Linked DNA regions of Homo sapiens: region 2 is linked to region 1. Evidence: chromatin contacts called from ENCODE Hi-C data. All regions are on one chromosome and are shown on one strand. The core of a region is the stretch at or near the end of the contact, and the rest is flanking DNA. Distances in the headings are between cores, read along the strand shown.

What was found. Hi-C counts contacts between places; a loop is a spot of excess contacts on that map. Pooled maps may share reads with other maps.
Region 2: a loop to region 1 is called in a pooled map, with 2.1 times the contacts of the local background. The contact joins the promoter of CFP here to the promoter of ZNF157 in region 1. A Hi-C loop is called at or near these places in 3 of 50 pooled maps.

What each region holds. Positions count from the first base shown.
Region 1 is chrX:47,367,981-47,372,849 of GRCh38, forward strand. It overlaps ZNF157 (zinc finger protein 157), which reads left to right and starts at 2,598. Exons shown (of 4, transcript NM_003446.4): 1 at 2,598-2,760. The coding sequence starts at 2,689.
Region 2 is chrX:47,628,427-47,633,295 of GRCh38, forward strand. CFP (complement factor properdin) reads right to left here and starts at 1,504. Exons shown (of 9, transcript NM_001145252.3): 1 at 1,343-1,504; 2 at 1,098-1,248. The coding sequence starts at 1,418.

The DNA of each region.
Region 1 (4,869 bases), core at 1,348-3,847:
CCGAGGTCGGAGGATCACGGGGTCTGGAGTCTGAGATCAGCCTGACCAACATGGTGAAACCCCATCTCTACTAAAAATACAAATATTAGCTGGGTGTGGTGGTGCATACCTGTAATTCCAGCTACTCAGGAGGCTGAGGCAGCAGAATCGCAGAAGCGCTTGAGCCCAGGCAGAGGTTGCAGTGAGCCGAGATCGTGCCACTGCACTCCAGCCTGGGCGGCAGAGTGAGACTCCGTCTCAAAAAAAAAAAAAAAAAAAAAGAAAAGAAACTATCTGCTTTTGTAATTTTACCTTGTATCCAGCCCCTTACATTATATTATACCCTATTAATTTTAGTAGTCTTTTAGCAGTCTGGTAGGTTTTCCATGTATAAAATCATCTTATTGGATAGAAAGCTACATTTTCGTTTTCATTTCTTCCCAATGTTCATGTTCACCCTAATTATTATTTTCTTTTTTCTTTCTGCCTTTTTTTCTTTTTCTTTTTCTTTTTTTTTTTTTTTGTTTTGTTTTGTTTTGTTTTTGGGGTGGAGTCTTGCTCTGTCACCCAGGCTGAAGTGCAGTGGCGTGATCTCGGCTCACTGCAGTCTCTGCCTCCCGAGTTCAAGCAATTTTCCTGCCTCAGCCTCCTGAGTAGCTGGGATTACAGGTGTGTGCCACCATGTCCAGCTAATTTTTGTGTTTTTAGTAGACACGGGGTTTCACCATCGTCTTGAACTCCTGACCTGCTGACCTCAGGTGATCAGCCTGCCTTGGCCTACCAAAGTGCTGGGATTACAGGCGTGAGCCGCCTCCTCTGGCCTCTTTTTTTTTTCTTTAATAGAAACAAAGTGTCACTCTGTCATCCAGGCTGGAGTGTAGTGGAGTGATCTCAATGCACTGCAACTCTGTGTGTGTGTTTTTGTTTGTTTGTTTGTTTTTTAAGGATACTGGGTTTTGCCATGTTGTCCAGGTTAGTTTTGAACACCTGGGCTCAAGGGATCCTCTTGCTTTGGCCTCCCAAAGTGTTGGGATTAAAGCCGTGAGCCACTGCACCTGGCCTGATTATTTATTTCTTTTCTCTTCTTTTCTCCTTTCTTCCCTCCTTCCTTCCTTCCTTCCTTCCATCCTTCCTTCCTCTCTTTCTTTCTTTCTTTCTTTCTTTCTTTCTTTCTTTCTTTCTTTCTTTCTTTCTTTCTTTCTCTCTTTCTCTCTTTCTTTTTCTTTCTCTTTTAGAGACAAAGTCTTGCTCTGTCACCCAGGCTGGAGTGCAGTGGCGCCATCAGAGGTCACTGCAGCCTCAACCTCTCAGGCTTCTTAAGCTATCCTTCTGCTTCAGCTTCCTTAGTAGCTGGCACTACAGGTGTGGACCACCACACTCGGATTATTTTATTTCTTGTAAAGACAGCGTCTCACTTTGTTGCCAAGGCTGGTTTCGAACTCCTGGACTCAAGCAACCCTCCTGTCTTGGCCTCCCAAAGTTCTGAGATTACAGGCATGAGCCACTGTGCCCAGCCCACTCTATTTCATCTTCTCTTGTGTGAGCTAGAGCCCACAAAACAATTTTGGGTTATAGCAGACAGTACTAATTTTGTGGCAATAGCTTCATCATTTTACTTTTTAGCATGGTGTTTCAGAGTTATGTTTCATAATTGATTTTTGTGGCACTTAAGTTATTTACTTTTTCCATGATTTTAGTTTGAGCTTATATTAGTAATGGCTGCTGAATTGCGTTGGATGCTTTTTTGGTGTAAGTTAACAGCAGAGTGTTTCCCTCTGTAATTTGTTGATGTAATACATAACATTAGGCCTGGTGCAGTGGCTCACACCTGTAATCCCAGCACTTTGGGAGGCCAAGGCGGGAGGATCACTTGAGGTCAGGAGTTCGAGACCAGCCTGACCAACATAGTGAAAACCCGTCTCTACTAAAAATACAAACATTAGCTGGGCGTGGTGGCGGGCGCCTGTAATCCCAGCCACTAGGGAGGCTGAGGCAGGAGAATCCCTTGAACCTGGGAGGCGGAGGTTGCTGTGAGCTGAGATCGCACCATTCCACTGCAGCCTGGGTGACAAGAGTGAAACTCCATCTCAAAAAAAAAAAAAAAAAAAAGAAAAAATACATAACATTATTAAGATTGAACCATTTTTTTCTGGAAAGAAGAGGCTAAAAGCTTCCCAGTAAAAGAATTTAAGAGGGATATTTCATCTAAGAGTGGAAAAAAACAAAAGACGGCAGAAGAAAGGACCAGCCGATTTCCTTTCATTTAGATTATCAGCTTTCCAGGTTTCCTGCCCTCACAGTCACCCACCAGGTCCCCTTGAACCTGCCCACCCCATGGGCCTTAAGCACCCTTAAGCACTGCCCCAGTTCTACTTCTCCTAAACCCAGATCTGCCTTGAACTTGAACTGAGGTGTAGGCTGGCTGAGTAGCGAGTGAAGCACCTGGTAGAGCCACTCAAGAAGGGACCCCAAGCTCATTAATTTGGCCCCAAATTTGATCATTTTGTAATCCACCTTGACTCATGCTCTGGGGATGCTGAACATTGTGGCGTGAATGTGGGATGACACTGATGATATGGATACTGTCCTTTTAGGATTTCTTGGTGTCTCTGTGGAGCCATTGAGCCTTACCCCTTACTGGAGGCTGCAGGACCCTCTACACACAGACAGCTGTCCAGCACGGAAGGTGGGCTGAGGCCCAGGGTGAACATGCCAGCTAATGGGACATCACCCCAGAGATTCCCTGCCCTGATTCCAGGAGAACCTGGCAGATCTTTTGAGGTAAGGAGGAGGATCCTATTTTTTTCTATATGTTCTTTATTTTTTTATTTATTTTTAGTTAAATTTATATTTTGAGATAATTGTAGATTCAAATGCAATGTACCATTTACCTAGTTTTTGTCCCCAGTAGTAACATCTCGTAATACCCAGGATATTGACATGCAGAGCATTTCCATCCCCACAAGGATCCCCCATGTTGTCATTAAATAGACACAACCACTTCACTTCCTCCATCACTCCCCTCTTAACCCTGGGGCACCACCAATCTGTTCTCCAATACTATAATTTTTTCATTTCAAGAATGTTGTGGCTGGACGTGGTGGCTCACGCCTGTCACCTGTAATCCCAGCACTTTGGGAGGCCGAGGCGGGTGGATCACTTGCGGCCAGGAGTTTGAGACCAGCCTGGCCAACATAGTGAAACCCTGTTTGTACTAAAAATACAAAAATTAACCAGGTGTTGTGGCACGCACCTGTACTCCCAGCTACTCGGGAGGTTGAGACCGGAAAATCGCTTGAACCTGGAGGCGGAGGTTGCAGTAAGCCAAGATCGTGCCACTGCACTCTGCCTGGGTGACAGAGTGAGACCCTGTCTCAAAAAAAAAAAAAAGTTTTATTTGCCGGGCATGGCAGCTCATGCCTGTAATCCCAGCTCTTAGGGAGGCAGAAGCAGGAGGATAGTTTGAGCCTAGGAGTTTGAGACCTGCCTGGGCAATATAGTGAGACCCTGTTCTCCACAAAAAGGAAAAAAAGGACAAAAAAGAGAGACTGTTATATTAATCAGATTGTACAGTATGTACCTTTTGGGACTGGCTTTCGTCATTCAGCAAAATTCTGTGGAGATATCAATAGCTAACAGTATATCAATAGTTCATTCATTTTTTTTGAGACAGAGTCTTGCCCTGTCACCCAGGCTGGACTGCAATGGCGTGATCTTGGCTCACTGCAACCTCTGCTTCCCGGGTTCAAGCTATTCTCCTGCCTCAGCCTCCCGAGTAGCTGGTATTACAAGTGCGTGCCACCACACCTGGCTAATTTTTTGTATCTTTAGTAGAGACGGGGTTTCACCATGTTGGCCAGGCTGGTCTTGAACTCCTGACCTCGTGATCCACCTGCCTCAGCCTCCCAAAGTGCTGGGATTACAGGCGTAAGCCACCGTGCCCTGCCCATTCCTTTTATTGCTGATACTTTTCCATCGCATGGATGTACCAAACAGTATAACCATTCACTGGTTGAAAGACATCTTGGTTGTTTCTAGTTGTTGGATATTATGAATAAAGATCCTATAATAGTTTGTGTAAGGTTTTTGTAGGGGTGTGATACTGTGAAATATATAATTGGTCTTTCCTGGCAAACAACTCCTAATATCCTCGGAATCTCTAAAGTACTAAAGTGTCTTTTTGTATGCTAATGAGTTGACTGATGCCTGGCAGTCCCTAGGCAGCTTCCGAATGGGGCTGGTCACCAGAAAGACTAAGGTAGGTTTAGAGGGTTGGGACCCTCCAACCACCTGGGAGGGGAGAGGGTGCTGAGAGTCAAGTCGATCCACAAGGGCAAATGATTTAATCAATCATGCCTACATAATGAAGCCCCCCTAAAGCCCCAAAAGGATAAAGTCTGGAGAGCTTCTGGGTAGCCGAACACATGGGGGTTCCTGGAGGGTGGTGCACCCAGAGAGCGCATGAAGACTCCAGGCCCCTTCCCACATGCCTTGCCCTATGTATCTCTTTATTTGGCTGTGATTTATTTGTATTCTTTTTTTTTTTTTTTTTGAGATGGAGTTTCGCTCTTGTTGCACAGGCTGGAGTGCAATGGCGTGATCTTGGCTCACTGCAAACTCCACCTCCTGGATTCAAGTGATTCTCCTGCCTCAGCCTCCCAAGTAGCTGGGATCACAGGCATATGCCACCACGCCCAGCTAATTTTGTATTTTTAGTAGAGATGAGGTTTCTCCATGTTGGTCAGGCTGGTCTCAAACTCCCGACCTCAGGTGATCCACCTGCCTTGGCCTCCAAAAGTGCTGGGATTACTGGTGTGAGCCACCATGCCCGGCCTGAATTTGTATTCTTTAAAATATCCTTTATTGGTGGGAGAGGCCGGAGAATTGCTT
Region 2 (4,869 bases), core at 254-2,753, 260 kb after region 1:
CTGATGGGAAGCAGTGGATATACAATAAGTGCTTGATAATGTCATTTACCTTCACAATCAGGCATCTGGAGTTACCATTGGAAGGCTGCATGGCCAACACCAGGTCCGCAGTAAGCAAAGGTAAGGACTAGAAACCAAGGGCTGCTGTCAGAAACCCACCAGATCACCACACTACACGGTAGTAGGTAAATAGAAAGTGCTTAATAAACCTGAGCCATCATCCCTATGACCTCAGAGGCCTCCTCAGAAATAACCCCAGATCTATCCCCAACCCACTGCATAGCCCTAGGTATGCTGTTCATGCCAAATAGATGTGATGAACTGTTGACATGACTTGGGGCCCAGAGCTGCCCTCAAAAATCCCCAAGCTCCCCATGCCCACGGTGTATCTGGGATATATAGTAAACAAGTAGAAAACAGGTCTGGCATACGGTAAGGGCTCAATCCATGCAAGCTGGAAATCATGATCAGGAGACTAGAGCTACCCTCAGAAATCCTCAAGCTCATCTCCCAACCCTGCCATGCAGCTGGTATACAGGGAGTGCTCAATGAATGTGAAGTGTCATCATAATTAGGGGCCTAGAGCTGCCCTTTGAATTCCCCAAACTTTCCCGCCCCCACAGTGTGTCCATATACAGTAAGCACTCAATAAACATGAGCTGTCATCAAAATTAGGGAAATACCAAGCTGCACCCCACCTGCAATGCTTCCAGTGTGCAGGAGGTGCTCAATATGTGTGAGCTATGTCAGTGGTTCTCAATCAGGGGTGATTTTGACCCCCAGGGGACATTTGGCAATGTCTGCTGACATGTTTGGTTGTCACAGCTGGTGGGGAGAATTGCTACTGGCATCTAGTGGAAGGCTAGGGGTGTTACAAAACATCCCACAATACACAGGTAAGCAATCCCCTCCCCCAGCCAAGAATTTCCAGCCCCAAATGTCAATAGTAACAAGGTTGAGAAACCCTGAGGTATGGTCACGATCAGGGCCTCAGGGCCACCCTTGGAAGTCCCAGAGAAAGAAAGTGCCCAGTTTTGGGTGACCCCCACAGACAGTCCTTCCCTCCCCCCCATCCCCCACCCCAGGCTCCCCCTAACCTGCAAGGCTGACAGAGCCCACCACTACGTTTCTGGTAGGCAAAGGCAGTGTTGAGACAGCAGTCTTCCACGCTGACACCACCCCCCAGGAGGCCCTTGCACTTGCCGGAGGATTCTTCATACTGGGTGAAGCAGAGCACGGGGTCTGAGCCTGTAACAGGGCCAGGGGATGGGTGGGTGGGGCTCGGTCAGGGATGTGGTGGGCCTGGACACCCCTGGGGCCAGCTGGGCCCTCACCCCCTCACCTGTGGCTGGCAGGGTGAGCAGCAGGAGCAGCGGCGGCAGCAACAATCGAGGGGCCTGCGCTCCCTCTGTGATCATGTTGAGTACTGCCCCCTGCACCTCTACCAGAGAGGAGGTCCCGCTTTATCTGGGTTGATAGGCTCCTGGAATCAGCAGGGAAAGAGGAACCTAGAGGCAGGAGGAACTGGGAGGGCATCCTGCTTTGACCCCACCCTGTCCCCTCTGCCTCCTTCTCTACTCTCCCCTCCCCATTTCCTGTCTTACTCTTGGTCTTGTTCTGTTTGTTACTATATCCCCAGCACCTCGCGCTCCTCCCAGCAACCTCACAGTGTTCAATAGAAGCTCCTAGGACAAATTCTCACCCAGAGGAAATGGAGCATAGGAGCGTGCAGCAACTTCCTAGCCGTGTGACCTTGGGTGAGTCACTTAACACCCCTGAGCCTCAGTTTCCCTATGTGGAAAATGCATAATCTCTAACATAATGACGGGGTCAACCTCGTGGGGGTGTTGAACCAGGGTGAAGTGAGTGTGCGGTGCTCAGTATGTTCCTGCTCGTGGGGGTGGAGGGAGCATCGAGTCAGTTGCTCCACCTTCCACCCTCCCTTAACCTCGGCCCTCCTTTCCTGAGAGGTTCCCTGTGGTCAGCTTGTGGTCGGGGAGGTCAGCACAAGGGAAGTGAGAAAGGGAAGTGGCAGGAGCCTGGGGAGGGATTCAGGAGGGGAATGGGGTCTATCCATTGTTCCATGGGCCCAGCTGGGGACAACACCAGGGTCTGGGGTGATTAGGAGGGAATAAGCTGGGCCATATTCCATCAGAGAACCCTCAGGCAGATAACACCCCCCTTCTGGAGCCTGTTTCCCCTCTGTAAAATGTGCTCACAGACAGCACCTACAACATAGGTAGGGTGTGTTGCAAAGATTGCGAGTTAAGCTTTTGTTTGTTTTGTCGAGATGGAGTCTCACTCCGTCGCCCAGGCTGGCGTGCAGTGTCACGATCTCGGCTCACTGCAACCTCTGCCTCCCGATTTCAACCAATTCTCCTGCCTCAGCCTCCTGAGTAGCTGGGATTACAGCCGTGTACCACCATGTCCAGCTAATTTTTGTATTTTTAGTGGAGACAGGGTTTCACCATGTTGGCCAGGCTGGTCTCGAACTCCTGACCTCAGGTTATCCACCTGCCTTGGCCTCCCAAAGTGCTAGGATTACAGGCGTGAGTCACCGTGCCCGGCCAGGAGTTAAGCTTTTGGAAAGTCTTTAGAACAGTGCCTGGCATATAGTAGGTGCTCTGTGTTTGATAAATTTATTCAACATTTATTGAGCACCTACTGGATGCCAGATGCGGTTCTTAGCATTAGAGCAGAGAATAGGACAGACAAAAATCCTGGCCCTCGAGAAGATGGATAACAAATGTTGCCCCTCCTCACAGAGGCCTTCCCCATACCCTTGTCTGGCATCCCTGTCACTCTCTAGCCCAGTAGCTTCCAAACCTGTTTTTTTGTTTGTTTTGTTTTAAAGAGACAGAGTCTTGCTGTCACCTGGGCTGGAGTGCAGTGGTCTGATCATAGCTCATTGCAGCCTCAAACTCCTGGGCTCAAGTGATTTTCCCACCTTAGCGTCCCCAAGTAGCTGGGACTACAGGCACACACCACCACACAACTAATGTTTTTATTTTCTGTATAGATGGGGTCTCGTTGTGTTGCCCAGGCTGGTCTCAAACTCCTGGCTTCAATATTTTCTCCCAACCTCAGCCTCCCAAAGTGCTGGGATTACAGGCATGAGCCATCACACCAGCCCTTCTTTTTTTTTTATTTTTTTATTTTTTTTTTATAAACCCTAATGAAACTCCAGGGCCCACTTTAAAATTTTTATTTTGCTTTTAATTAACAAAAAGAAGCACAAGAAAGATAGGAAGGCAATGCCTAATTTCCTCTGCTCTCAGGGAGGCAGAGGAATTCTGCAAATTCAAATGTAATAATTTGGTCAGCTGTTAAAACAGAAGTTCTTCAGGAACACTTGTTTTATGGGCAGTAAAGTATGTGTTAATATCTGTATCCATTACAGACATACTCTGTTCTCTGATAACATAAGGCTATCCTTGAAAATGTGCTTTGAACAAAGGAGTCTTATTAAGATTCTACGACTTCAAGACAATCATTGCTGTGTTATCCTGTGAAAACACTCTCCAAGAGACCTGAAACTGGCCAGGCATGGTGGCTCACGCCTGTAATCCCAACACTTTGGGAGATTGAGGCAGGTGGATCACCTGACGTCAGGAGTTCGAGACCAGCCTGGTCAACATGGTGAAACGCCGTCTCTACTAAAAATACAAAAATTAGCCAGGCGTGGTGGCGGATGCCTGTAATCCCAGCTACTTGGGAGGCTGAGGCAGGAGAATCGCTTGAACTCGGGAGGCAGAGGCTCTAGTGAGCTGAGATCGTGCCACTGCACTCCAGCCTGGGCGACAGAGTGAGACTCTGTCCCAAAAAAAAAAAAAAAAAAAAAGAAAGAAACCTGAAATTCTGGCTGGCTTCTTTATTTAACCACCTGTTGCCCTGGTAATAATATTAACAATATTTCCTTTGTTTCTAAACTGTATAAATACTCATAGGATTCCCTGTGGAAGAGGACTGTCAGCACTCTATCTTTTCCCACACGTTTAGGCAATAAAATGACTGCAGATTCCTTAAACAAAGAGTGAGAGTCTTGTCTTATTTAATTATTACATCCCTACCTGCTACTATGTATTTGCCTGCTTCTTGTTATTCTCACTCCCTAAATATCAGTTCCACAAGGGCAGGGATTTTTGTCTGGCTTGTTAACTGCTGGGTCTGCAGGGCATTAGATAGGCACCAGGAAACAGTGGATGCTCAATAAACATCTGCTAAATGAATCAATCAATGAAATAAACAAAACTTTAGAGATTACGATAAAATGCCAGAAGGACAGTCTGAGTTAGAGGTAAAAATGTGGGCATCCCATGGAGGATAAGTAGTATTTCAAGTGTGAAGACCTGGATAAGATGACCTAGAGAGGATGCGTGAGAAGAGAGAAGGGAATCCCAGGGCTTTGCCCTGGGGAACCCCAGCATTTCAAGTTTTAGAGAAGTAGGAGAAGCCAGCCCAGCGGACTGAGCAGGAGGGGCCTGTGGAGGAACAGGAAAAACAGAAGAGGGTTTTTCTCCAGGGCCTGGAACATTCGAGGGTCTGCAGGGCATTAGACCTCTCACACAGTCTCATTTGGTCTGTTATTTTCTCTCTCTCTCTTTTTTTTTTTAAACCTATCTACACAGTTATGTTTTTCTTTTCTTTCTTTTCTTTTCGAGACAGGGTCTGGTTCTGTTACCCAGGCTGGAGTGCAGTGGCGTGATCGCAGACTACAGCCTCAACCTCCTGGGCTCAAACCATCCTCCCACCTCAGCCTCCCGAGTAACTGGGACTACAGGCACACGCCACACCTGGCTAATTTTTTAAACTATTTGGAGAGACAGGGTTTTGCCACATTGCCCAGGCTGGTCTCAAACTCAAACTCCT